2 separate regions of the Homo sapiens genome follow, and region 2 is linked to region 1. A link is a loop called in an ENCODE intact Hi-C map of the cell type or tissue named here. Cell type or tissue: Caco-2. All regions are shown on one strand. Links, peaks and the distances in the headings refer to the core of each region. The heading gives the core; the rest is flanking DNA.

Evidence for each region. Hi-C counts contacts between places; a loop is a spot of excess contacts. Peaks named below come from ENCODE experiments on the same cell type or tissue, not always from the same donor. Only the 100,000 strongest peaks of a DNase experiment are listed, where the experiment ranks them.
Region 2: it touches region 1 in a loop (7-fold over the local background); 1 of 110 quality-filtered maps calls a loop at or near these places.

The regions. Positions count from the first base shown.
Region 1 is chr2:162,793,337-162,798,728 of GRCh38, reverse strand. The region is part of intron 2 of KCNH7 (potassium voltage-gated channel subfamily H member 7); the gene reads left to right. It overlaps KCNH7-AS1 (KCNH7 antisense RNA 1), which reads right to left. Exons shown (of 5, transcript NR_110258.2): 5 at 757-3,333. Among named protein-coding and RNA genes, the nearest start is that of KCNH7-AS1, 27 kb to the right of the region's middle. In Caco-2, for the core only: a CTCF peak has its summit at 3,228; no DNase peak of the experiment used is centred there.
Region 2 is chr2:162,577,484-162,582,875 of GRCh38, reverse strand. The region is part of intron 2 of KCNH7 (potassium voltage-gated channel subfamily H member 7); the gene reads left to right. Among named protein-coding and RNA genes, the nearest start is that of KCNH7-AS1, 190 kb to the left of the region's middle. In Caco-2, for the core only: no CTCF peak of the experiment used is centred there; DNase peaks (open chromatin) are centred at 255 and 2,725.

The DNA.
Region 1 (5,392 bases), core at 136-5,135:
TTAAGATACAGTTTTAAGGCAATATTTTAAAAAACATTTTGAAAGGTGGATTTATGAATACTGCTTCTTTTTAGAAGGTGACAGAATCAAACACAAACATGAGGTGTTCAATAAATATTGCTGACTATATTGATTTGAGCCAAAATTTCACCAATAATGCATTTGGACTGAGTGTGTAACTAATATTCTTGGATTAGGAAAACAAAGCTCTTAGAAAATGAATCCTAGAAGTTTGTTCAAGATTCTGTCACCTAATATGTAGAAAATGTATTGAAGATTTTGAAATATCTGTGTATAATTTTCTAAAATTCATGTGTATCTCCTAAGAATCCTACCATATTAATACCAGTTGTAATGTAGGTCAAAGATGTGGCAAATATTTTCTTATATGAATTTTTTTCAAAAGTATTAGCTCTGTAATTCTTTCAGAAATTCTCTGGGACGGCCAATTCACAAGGAATAAAATGTAAATTTTAAAAAGCCTTAGGGCAAACTACTTTCGTTTTCTTAAAATACTCTGCTTCTAGGAAGGATGCTTCTACTAAGGAAAACAGGAAAGTGGTATAAGTGATCTATAACTATGTATAGTTTACATGGGACACAGAAGGAGATAGATTTTTACCTTTGTTTTTCATTCACTGTAAGCAGATAAATGTATATTTACTTAAGGATGGCTTGAAGTCATGTTACAACTTCTATTACTATTCTTGTCATTGTCCACATTTTTCTTAATTTTATCAAGTGTGGAAAGAGAAAAACAGAAATAGTCTTCCTTTTAATTTAGAAATGGGCCACTATAAGCATACGCACAACTCAAAATTGCAGTTTCTTAATGTTATGCACTTGATTAATTTGTATGAATTCATGCCATATTTCTCTGAACTTTGCTGAATTGCCAGGTATATGGCTTGGCTTGTATCTCCAGTTATAAGCCTTGGTATAGTCACGCCTGACTAGGGCAGAATGGAGAACTTGCTTCTGGCTTACAGCCCTCCTAAGGGCACCATGCAGGTTAGTGCTGCCCATGATGCTCTGGTGTTTGGAGATCTGCACACACAACCTCATTACCCCACCTTTAACATCTATGTCACAGATCAAGGGTTTGCAAACCATGATCCATAAGCCAAAAGTAGTCCAAAGATGTATTTACTATAGTTATATTTCATTCTTAGAATTTTAAAATTTAAATGCCTTTGTGTCTGTATCCTGCTATAATTCTGGTCCAACCAGTCCTTGTTTTCTTATCCAGTCCATGACACTCATTGATAATAATAACTTGGTTCCCAAAGATATGTGAATTTTTCATTCCTATGACCACTCCTGTTTTCTGTCAAGTAATGTTAGATTTCTCTGTTTAAATATGAAATGTTGAAATCCTAAAAGCTATTAATAAACAGATCAGTTCTCCCAGGTGACTTGAGTGTTTTCAGCAAGAATTACCAATGCAATAATCCAGAGATATTAAACAAATGGCTGACTGCTCAAACATTGTTGGCTTGACAGAGCATCATGTTGAGAAGATTTCTGAGACGAAACCCAAATTCACAATGAAAGACTGCAGTCATTGGTGGCCATAAGACACGAGAGACAGGGGTTGTCAAACTTCTGTAGTCCCAGTAGATGAGGATTTACCAATTATGCCTTGCAACAAAGTGAGTTATGTACTTGTTGTATTGCCCCACCATCCTTCAACCAGATTGTACTTCTTCTAGATGGACCTGCATCTTAAATCTACGTATCCTTGTGACACTTATTTCAGAGCTTTACAAATGGAAGGTTATCCATATAATTGGAACTGTGCCAGATCAGAACAGGAGATGTTTTCTGAGACCCTCGCTTCTGCTGCAACATTACACAAAAAAGGGTTTAGAATTTAAAAAAAAAAACAAGATTAACCAAAAACAGGTTCTTAAAAAGTCCCAGGTATGGCCAACAAACAAATATGAATGCCACCTATTTTATTGTAGCTACATTTCTCTAGTTGCTGGTGCACAGGAGTTGTGATTACTTGTTCATATTTGCACCATGTTAAACATAATACAGAAGATGCTCCACATAGCTGCTGTTACTAAGGAAACACAGAGAGTGCCTGCCCTTTGAAATATTTTCCTGATAAGAAATGTGTAATGATATCACATATTTTGCACTGTTTAAGACAAGGTGGGTAGGGCATAACCATAGAGCAATTATATCACCTGAATTACGAGGAAAGAACCTCTAAACTAGCTATCGTTAGTGAAGTACGTAAGCACACTAAGCTTACCTGAGGCAGGTAGTTGAGCGTCTCACTACGTGCTGAACCCAACAGACACTGGTGCCTTCAGTTTCAATGAGCAGGTTTTTTTTTTACTTGGAAACGGTGTTTGTAAACAGTGTGGCTTGCAGTCTTTTTTTGTGCTGGGTTTCGTCCTGATCCCTTACATGCATTATCACATTCAATCTTGTCAAGAGACCTTTGAGTTTCAGATTGTGGAAGCCATTTTACAGATAAGAAAAATGAGGTCTATAGAAACTAAGTAAATTTCCCAGTGTCATGCAGTTGTTCAGTGGTAGACATGAAATTCAGACACAGGCCTCTGATTCCAGTTTCCATGCTGTTTCTTTGTAGTCATCCATTGTGTATGTAAACAACTTTTCATTTAAACAAGATGCAAATAATATTGGTATAAAACAAATGTATTCTAGAATTTCAACTTTCCTGCTCATTTGTTCCTTGAGCCTGGTTTTTCTTGTCTTCAGGTTTATATTTTAAGGTGACATCTTATACTGTGGTCTTCTTTGTTTACTTTTCTATTTCCCTTCACTTCACAGGAGTAAGATACCCAACATCGGACTGTAATTCTGTGTACATAGGATGTCCATGACCCTATTCTCCTAGATTTGTTTATAGGGAGAATACAGGATGCTTTCCTCTCTGAATGTAAAAATAGAACCAGTCAGAGCAAGGTGTTCACAAGTATCTTAAATTATTTATTGAATCCTAACTATGTGTACTCATATTTGGTATGTAGCTCAAGATAAGATGAAGAGAAATGGTCCTTGATTTCAAGAGAAGGTTTTCTTACATACTTCAGTATAATCAGAGGAGTCTTTGGTGTCAGAATCTGAATGCAGGCAAAGACCTCCTTTATAGCTTCAACATTCTTCTCATTTCACAGGATTGGAACTATAGATTTTCAAAGCTAATTGTCAGTGACTATCAAAGTACGGATCCTGAAGATGGGGCTCAAGAGCTGCTAGGAGTCAATGGGGAGTGCCCACAGGACAGACTTCACCATACTTTAACCAGAGAAGATACATTTGAATTGAATGTCCTTTAAAAAGAGGGTGTCCCTGAAATGGAAAAAAAAATTTGAACACCATTATAGCCTAGATTCCTCATTTGTTGCTGACCCTTCCTTCCATACCATTTTCTCTCCCCTTTCACCATAACACTCCCTGAAAGTATAAAGTCTTCAACAATTTTATTCCAATTTATCCGCTGAATTTGGTAATGATAAAAAAGATTTTAATAGCAATTGCATTGCCTAATTACTGAATCATAGAACATTAAATCATTGACAATACACAAGGCAAACCTCAATATACAATTAATTAATGAGTCTGCTTGTATCTATGAAATGAGATACCTAAAAATATAGATTTTGTGGATACTTATTCATTTTAAAGATATTAAAAACTAAAGCATATTCTTAACTACTGACCAACTGGTCAAATAGTTAAGACTGCAATGAATAGCTTGAAATTAAAAAAATGTAGTATAATTTCATTAGCTCTGATATGTATTTTACTCAAGGTCATGAATCAGAACTTTTAAAACTATTAAAATTGAAGGATATCAAGAAATATAATTGATGTGTTTCTATGCATATTAATAAGGTCATTTTTCCATGTCAAATTCTTCTGAGTCTTAAACTATGTTATAGTTTGAAGTTAGGCTTTTTTGGAAGGCATTGTCGTATATTACTAATGGGAATGCATAAATTATACAATAAAAATTGGCTTAGTAAGCCTAATTAATAGAGCAACTTCAGGTAATTCAATCAAGTAAAACTTGTCTGAGACTTTCTTTTACTATATGAGCAATAGGAATAGGTTTTAGAGTATAAGTGTCTTTAAGAACATGTATAAGAGAAAAAGAGAAAGAGTAAACATTAAAAGGACAGTGATTGTTAAATATTTGCAGAAGTTTTTCTGGTAGTTAATGTATAAGTACTAAGTGAATATACAGAAGCCACAGCTCTAATAGTTTCTCCAATGTTTTAGCATCTTTTTCTAGCCCAGGACTGAGTTGAGTTCTTTTTAGGAGAAAAGCGTTGATGCCATCTGCAGCACACCTATAGATCATAGGCAAGAACAAGAAGTAGATTGCATGCTCAGTTATCAGGTATACGATACATCTGAGTTAGTTCCTGGCATGTAAATGATCAACTCCCTCTTTCCCTTTCCTTTTCCTTTTCCTCTTCCTTCCTTCCTTCCTTCTCTCCCTCCTGCCCTTCCTTCCTTCCTTCTTTGTTTTCCTTTCATGTTTTGACTTTACTATCAAGTTCTAGCCAGTATGCAGACTATTTTTTTTAAGTTCTGAAAATATTCTTGCAAATTTCTAAATGAGAAACAGGTAAATTTTATTTATTTTTTTCAGCTTTCCTGAGGAATAATTGACAAGTAAATATTGTATATATTTAAGTTGTGAGATGTGATGTATTGATACATGTATACATTGTGAAGTAATCACCACAATCAATTAACATACCTACTACCTCACATAGTTACCTTTTTTTGTGGTGAGAACATTTAGGATCTATTCTCTTAGCAAATTTCAAGTACACAACACAACACTGTTAACAACAGTTCCATCCTGTACATTATATTTACATGTAAGGCAAAATGAACTCTAAGTTAAAAAATAAACAGAAAATAAAAAATAGATCTCCAGAGCTTTTCTCTCCTGAATAACTGAAACTTTCTACCATTTGACCAACATCACTCCATTCCTCCCAATCCCTGTTCCCTGGCAACCACTATTCTACTCTCTACTTCTATGAACTTGATTTTTTTTTAGATAATTATTACATTGAATCTGTAGATAGCTTTGAGTAGAATGGACATTTTAACAATATTAACTTTCCAATCCATGAATGTGGGATATCTTTCCATTTATCTGTGTTTTATAGTTTTCAGTATATAGATCTTTTTACCTCTTTGGTTAAATTTATTTCTAAATTTTGTTTATGTTATTATAAAATGAATTGATTTCTTAATCTTTTTTTTTAACTTTTATTTTAAGTTGAGGGGTACATGTGCAGGTTTGCTATATAGGTAAACTTGTTTCATCGGGGTTTATTGTACAAATTATTTCATCACCCAGGTATTAAGCCTAGTACACATTAGT
Region 2 (5,392 bases), core at 90-5,089, 220 kb after region 1:
ATCCAAATCAATGATCATAGAAAAATCAGGTTTAATCTCCTTATCTGGGTAGGAAAGTGAGGTTGGAGAGGTTTCCTAGGTTGTGGAAGATCACACAGCTAATTAGTGTCAGAGTCAGTTCTCTTCCTCCCAGTCCAATTGTTTGAACAGTTTTGTTGTCACTTGAAATGCTGTGTTGTAGATCTAAAGATAATGTGACCTTATCTGCCCCAAAGTTTGCAAATCAATCGTCTCACAGTGCCAAGGCAAATAGGGCAAGCCCAGGGACAAACAGCATGACTCAGCCAGGCCCCCTTCAGCAGGGCTGGCTTCAAAGCTGAGTCATGAAAAATTAGATTGCAGAGTCAAAGCGCTGTATGTTCCCGGCCTTGTCCTACAACTAAAAGGGCAGAAAGTCTCAACCGAGTCATGGAATAGGAGAGTTTCTGTAAGGAAACTTTCTGCCAGTTCTAAAGTGGTTATTTTGTGTTTTATCGCTGCTACTCCTTACTACTAAAGGGTTAAATGCTAGAATATCACTCCATATAAAAGAGTATGGGATAATGTCTCCTGGGTTTATTTATATCTTAATGAAGGACTCCAGAAAACCCTCTTCAATCCTAAGAAAGAATAGCCGGTTGTGATTAATGTTTTTGGGCAGCAAATCTCAGCTTAACATCACCCAAAACCAAACTAGGTGGACAGCTAAGTCCAAATGGAGTCTTACATCCTATTCCAGCAGGGGTAATCTTGACCTTTTAGAATCACCTCTCTTTAAATCTCAGACTGCACGGGGAAGTATTGTTCAGCCATGCTTATCCAGCCCTGTCTAAATCGCACTTCAGTTTATCCAGCCTATTTTGCTTTGCAAGCTGGCTTGTGCTTGGAGATCTCCCCAGGTCTTCCTGCAGACACTGAGCTTATCATCTTCAAATGAGAAGTTTGAGGGGGAGTGCAACTCAGCAGTTTATCCTTTTAACATGAGTATCTCATCACTACTTTTTCTTTCTTTGGGTGGGTGGGTCCCTTTGTAGCAACAAGATTTCAGGCATCTTTCTGGATTATTGCAGTTTTCTTAACTGTAAATCAAACCAATTTTCAATAAAGTAAGATATATGACATTGTCATTTTACTCCTGGCATTTGATATCACATTTTTCCCAATAAGTGCAAATATTACCCAATGAAATAGATATTAATTTTCAGTCAGTCTAGTGACCTAACAGGATAACATTATATAAAAACGTTTGCATCTTGGGTAAGAAAATCTGCATTTAAATACACTTTTAAAAAAAATCTTAAAAGAATTGCAGTTAAACAAGGTAATTTTCCATGGTTAGAAAGGACAAGCAGGTGATATAACCTCCAATGCCTCTTTTTATAATAAGGTAATAAGCTCTCACCTCCAAACGAATGTGCCCCAAATACCTTGGTAACGGATATAATAAAACAATGACTCTATTCTTGCTCAGCTGTTATAGTAGTGATTGTTGTATTGTTTAGCCATTCATATATTTCATGCAGTTCTGAAAATAGCTATCCATTGTTGTTTGATTTATTAAATTTTGTTCCATCACTTACGGATACAAAAGTGCAATTATTAGCAAAGTAAGTTGTGCAGTATGCAATGCTAGTTTTTAAAATTTGGGTCTATCTGCCTATTGGTTTCAGTCTGTCACGAATAAAGAAAGCAACCACTATTATTTGAAATCAAAATGGAAATTCTTCTGCTCAGAAATCAGGGAGATATCCAGGGATCTATCAAATTTCAGTTGCGTGAAGCCTGCCACCATTACCCACTATGGCCACTTCCATTCTTCAAAACTTTGGAAAATCGTGTTGCTGTATAGCCTCTCTCTGAGTTTTAATTACGGCAAAGCAATGCCAATAAATACTTCATTGACCATCCTTGTGTGCAGCTAATATATTTTTTAAATTCTACCACATTTCAAAATGTTTTGTTCATTTCACTCCTTTCTCTATATCACCCAGACCTCTTGACATCTGGGGACTATTTCTATCTAGGAATTATGAAGGTTTCTCTCTACATGTTCCTCAGTTCCCACAGGGTTGCTCTCCTTGAGTTTGTGCCCTCTATTTCCTACCCCAAACCAAGTACTCTTCTCAACCTCCCTGACTCTGCTCTGCTAAAAGAGGTTCTCCAGTGACATCTGTTAGGGTGGGATTGTTTGATCTGTTCTTCTCTCCAGTCCTCTTTCTTTTAACCCAAATAATTAATTGCTCATCCAGGACACATGATATTCAGAGGGAACCTCCTTTCTACAACAACCCATGAAGATCTTGTCATTTTAAAATGTTGGATTGAGTTGCATCAAACAAAATTGAAGTGAATTAAATTGACTTGAATGCCACAGAATGGACTAAGTATTACAAAATTGAGTGGAATAGGGTAATTTTGTGCTGTGTCCCTCCTCTTTGAAGCCTCCCCTGTTCATATTCTTATAGTGAGCCCAATGTTTATTTCTTGAGGTGATAATTTCTTCCATGTTTTGGCTTTTATTTACACACTTTTACTTACAAAATGAATCATAAAATATATCTTCCTGAAGGATATGTACTGGCTCTCATTCATTTCTTGTTATTTTGTAGGCACTCAGAAAAATCTTTTTTCCTTTGGTCTGGGAACCAACTTACATCATTTGTAAGTGATGGACGTGTGCTGTGAACCATAAATAATGTAAACAAGTTAGCACTGCCAGAGGACAAGGGTTCAGTTAGAAAGACCTTCCTGACTGTGAGCTATGATGCCTTTAGCACAAGCTCAAAAAGGTCATAGAGTTGCATTCTCTGCATATTTTCCAGAGAACAGCCTGGAGTACATGTGACCTGATCTATAGTCAAGCCCATTTTGAATGAAGGTAGAGAACTACTATAGGAACTAGCAACAGCTATTCAGGAGGGTGTCACCATTATTTTTTCCAATCCAAGAAAACAAGTTATACTTCTCCATTAAAGGTCATTTAAAAATAATTAGCAGAGTATTTCCGAAAAGAGAAATCATTGCTTCTACGTAACTCTTCATCCCCACAGTTCCAGTTGTCAGCCTTTCTGAGAAAAAAAAAAGTGTTTTCTATCTTTGATTACTCTATCTACTCTGTGCCTGTCTTCGCTAGGGTTCATCATTAAACCAACTGCTTCTGTTGCCATTATAAGAAATGTAGACTTTCGGAAAGGCTTGTTACATTTCAGAAGTGCCCACCCTGTTCAATAAATGGTACTTTTCATCTGTCCCCTTTTGCTGCAGGGGCAGTTTATCTGCCAATATCCCTGGAATTGCTCCCTGTTTCACTGCACCAAGGATGAGAGGCCCTACAGGTTTTTGTCCTGAAACCCGTATGTCAAACACTAGGGAGGTTAACGAGTCTCCAACCTACTCACTGAAACTGAGGAAAACAGAAGTTTCATATTGACATAGCCGAGGATCAAGAAGGACATTACCTCCTTGGAAAAGTGATTACAGTGGCTCTTTCCATACACTTCCATCAGCCAAGATGTGCTGCATCTCCCTCTACAGGAACCAAAGCTGAATAAGCCTGCATCTTACTGACGTTCCTTTTCTATTTCCCGGGAGAGACTAAAAAGTGGCTCAGCCTACAAGGGAGCCAAGGGACCACTTTAGCATGACCCTGATTCTTGAGGAGAGACGAGCTTCATATGCAGGTGCAGTGAAGTCTCCCTTCTGGCCCCATTCTCTGCTCAGTCGATACAAGTAAGAGATGCCTTGGCTTGCTGCTCAAATTATTTATATGACTCAAGGATCCACAGAGCCCTCATAAGCCTCATAAATGAGCTCAGAAAAAAAACTGACACATTTTTCTTCATGCTAAGCCTGAATTTCACTAACACATAGGATTATTTTATGATCCAATCAGTCCAAGTGTAGGCGTTTCAGTAGATGCGTAGACATAACATACAATTGATTTCCTTGCCACAGATTAAAAAAAAAAACTCATAAATCTGAATGAAAACTAATTTTTGATTTTAGTAGAACTGAAAATAATAATAATAATATTGGTAACAATGATTACAATTTGGTAGGATTTTCCTCATAAGATGTTCATTTTCCCAATGATAGCAAAGGATGCTTATCAAGGGAAATAGGTCCCACTTCTACACTCAGGAATTACTTTTCTCCTTTGCATTTGTAAATGGATATACCCAAAACTTCAGTTCCTATGCCACGAATAAGCATGATCTCTCCAAGTGCCACCTTCCAGTTAGCCCAGGGCGAAACACTAAAGTGGACAAAGTACTCCAGTTTTCTGTTTTTCTTTTTCACTGTCATCTAAGCTTCAGCCCTGGCTTCCTAAGTTTCCAGTGTCATGCTCTACCCTCATCTGCCCTGCTTGAGCACTGAACTGACCTTCATAGAACAGTGAGCCCAAAGCTTAGGGTCAGAAGCCTTGGCCGTGTCACTAGCTGGTTTGTCATGCTTTAGATGTGTCACCGGTTTCTCTCTATGGAGTGGAAATAATATCTACTTTACCAGGACATGATAAGGACTGACATTATATATGTGGAAACATGTTTGAAAGCCGTAAAGCACAAAATAAATATAAATATTTAAACACCCTGAAATAACTTATGCTAAATGCCTGGTTCAATAGATATGAATTTGCTAAAAAATTATTTTTCATAAATGTTACTTTCATTTCCCCCTCTTTGGTATTGTCTCAGCTAGCGTTGAAGGACCCACTGTCTCTCTCACATTAGAAACAATTTCTGTGTAAAACATCCCAAATCACTAAGGGCACATTTGACTCATGTATGCATTGTAGCCTAGGGGCTTGTCTCCATAGTCCTTGGAATCCAATACTAGTGGAAGGATCATGGATTTTGGAATTAGGCATACTCAGAATTACATCTCAGCTCAGTCACTTAGAAATTCTATGACCTTGGGCAGGTAACTTAATCTCCTTAGGCTCCGTTTCTTCAACTATAAAACGGAAATAGCAATGCCTATGTAGAAGGAGCCTGACACTAGTAAATATAAATATATAAAATAGTTTTCATTCATTTAATTTGGAACTTGTGGAAAATTCTATCAAACAATAGTCTTGTAAATAAAACTGTGCTTAGTGTGGAGTAAGCAAGTTCACTCTATGGAGAAAAAAATAAATGAAGTGATTTTATGTTGACGTAGTCTTTTGAAGTTTGTGAAGTACTCTCCCTTGAATCTTCCTCATCTAGGTTGGTATGACTCTGTGAGGAAAGGAACAGGTTGTATTCTCTCAGTTATGCAGAAGTAACTGAAATTAGATTATGTGCCTTGGCTAAAGTTGCAGAAGAAAATCATAGGAATGGGGAAGCTAAGTCTGGTGCTAAGAGCCTCAAATTAAATAATTTTGTTCCAAGATCTTCCATTATTTTCTCAATTAAAGGCCAGTTTCTGT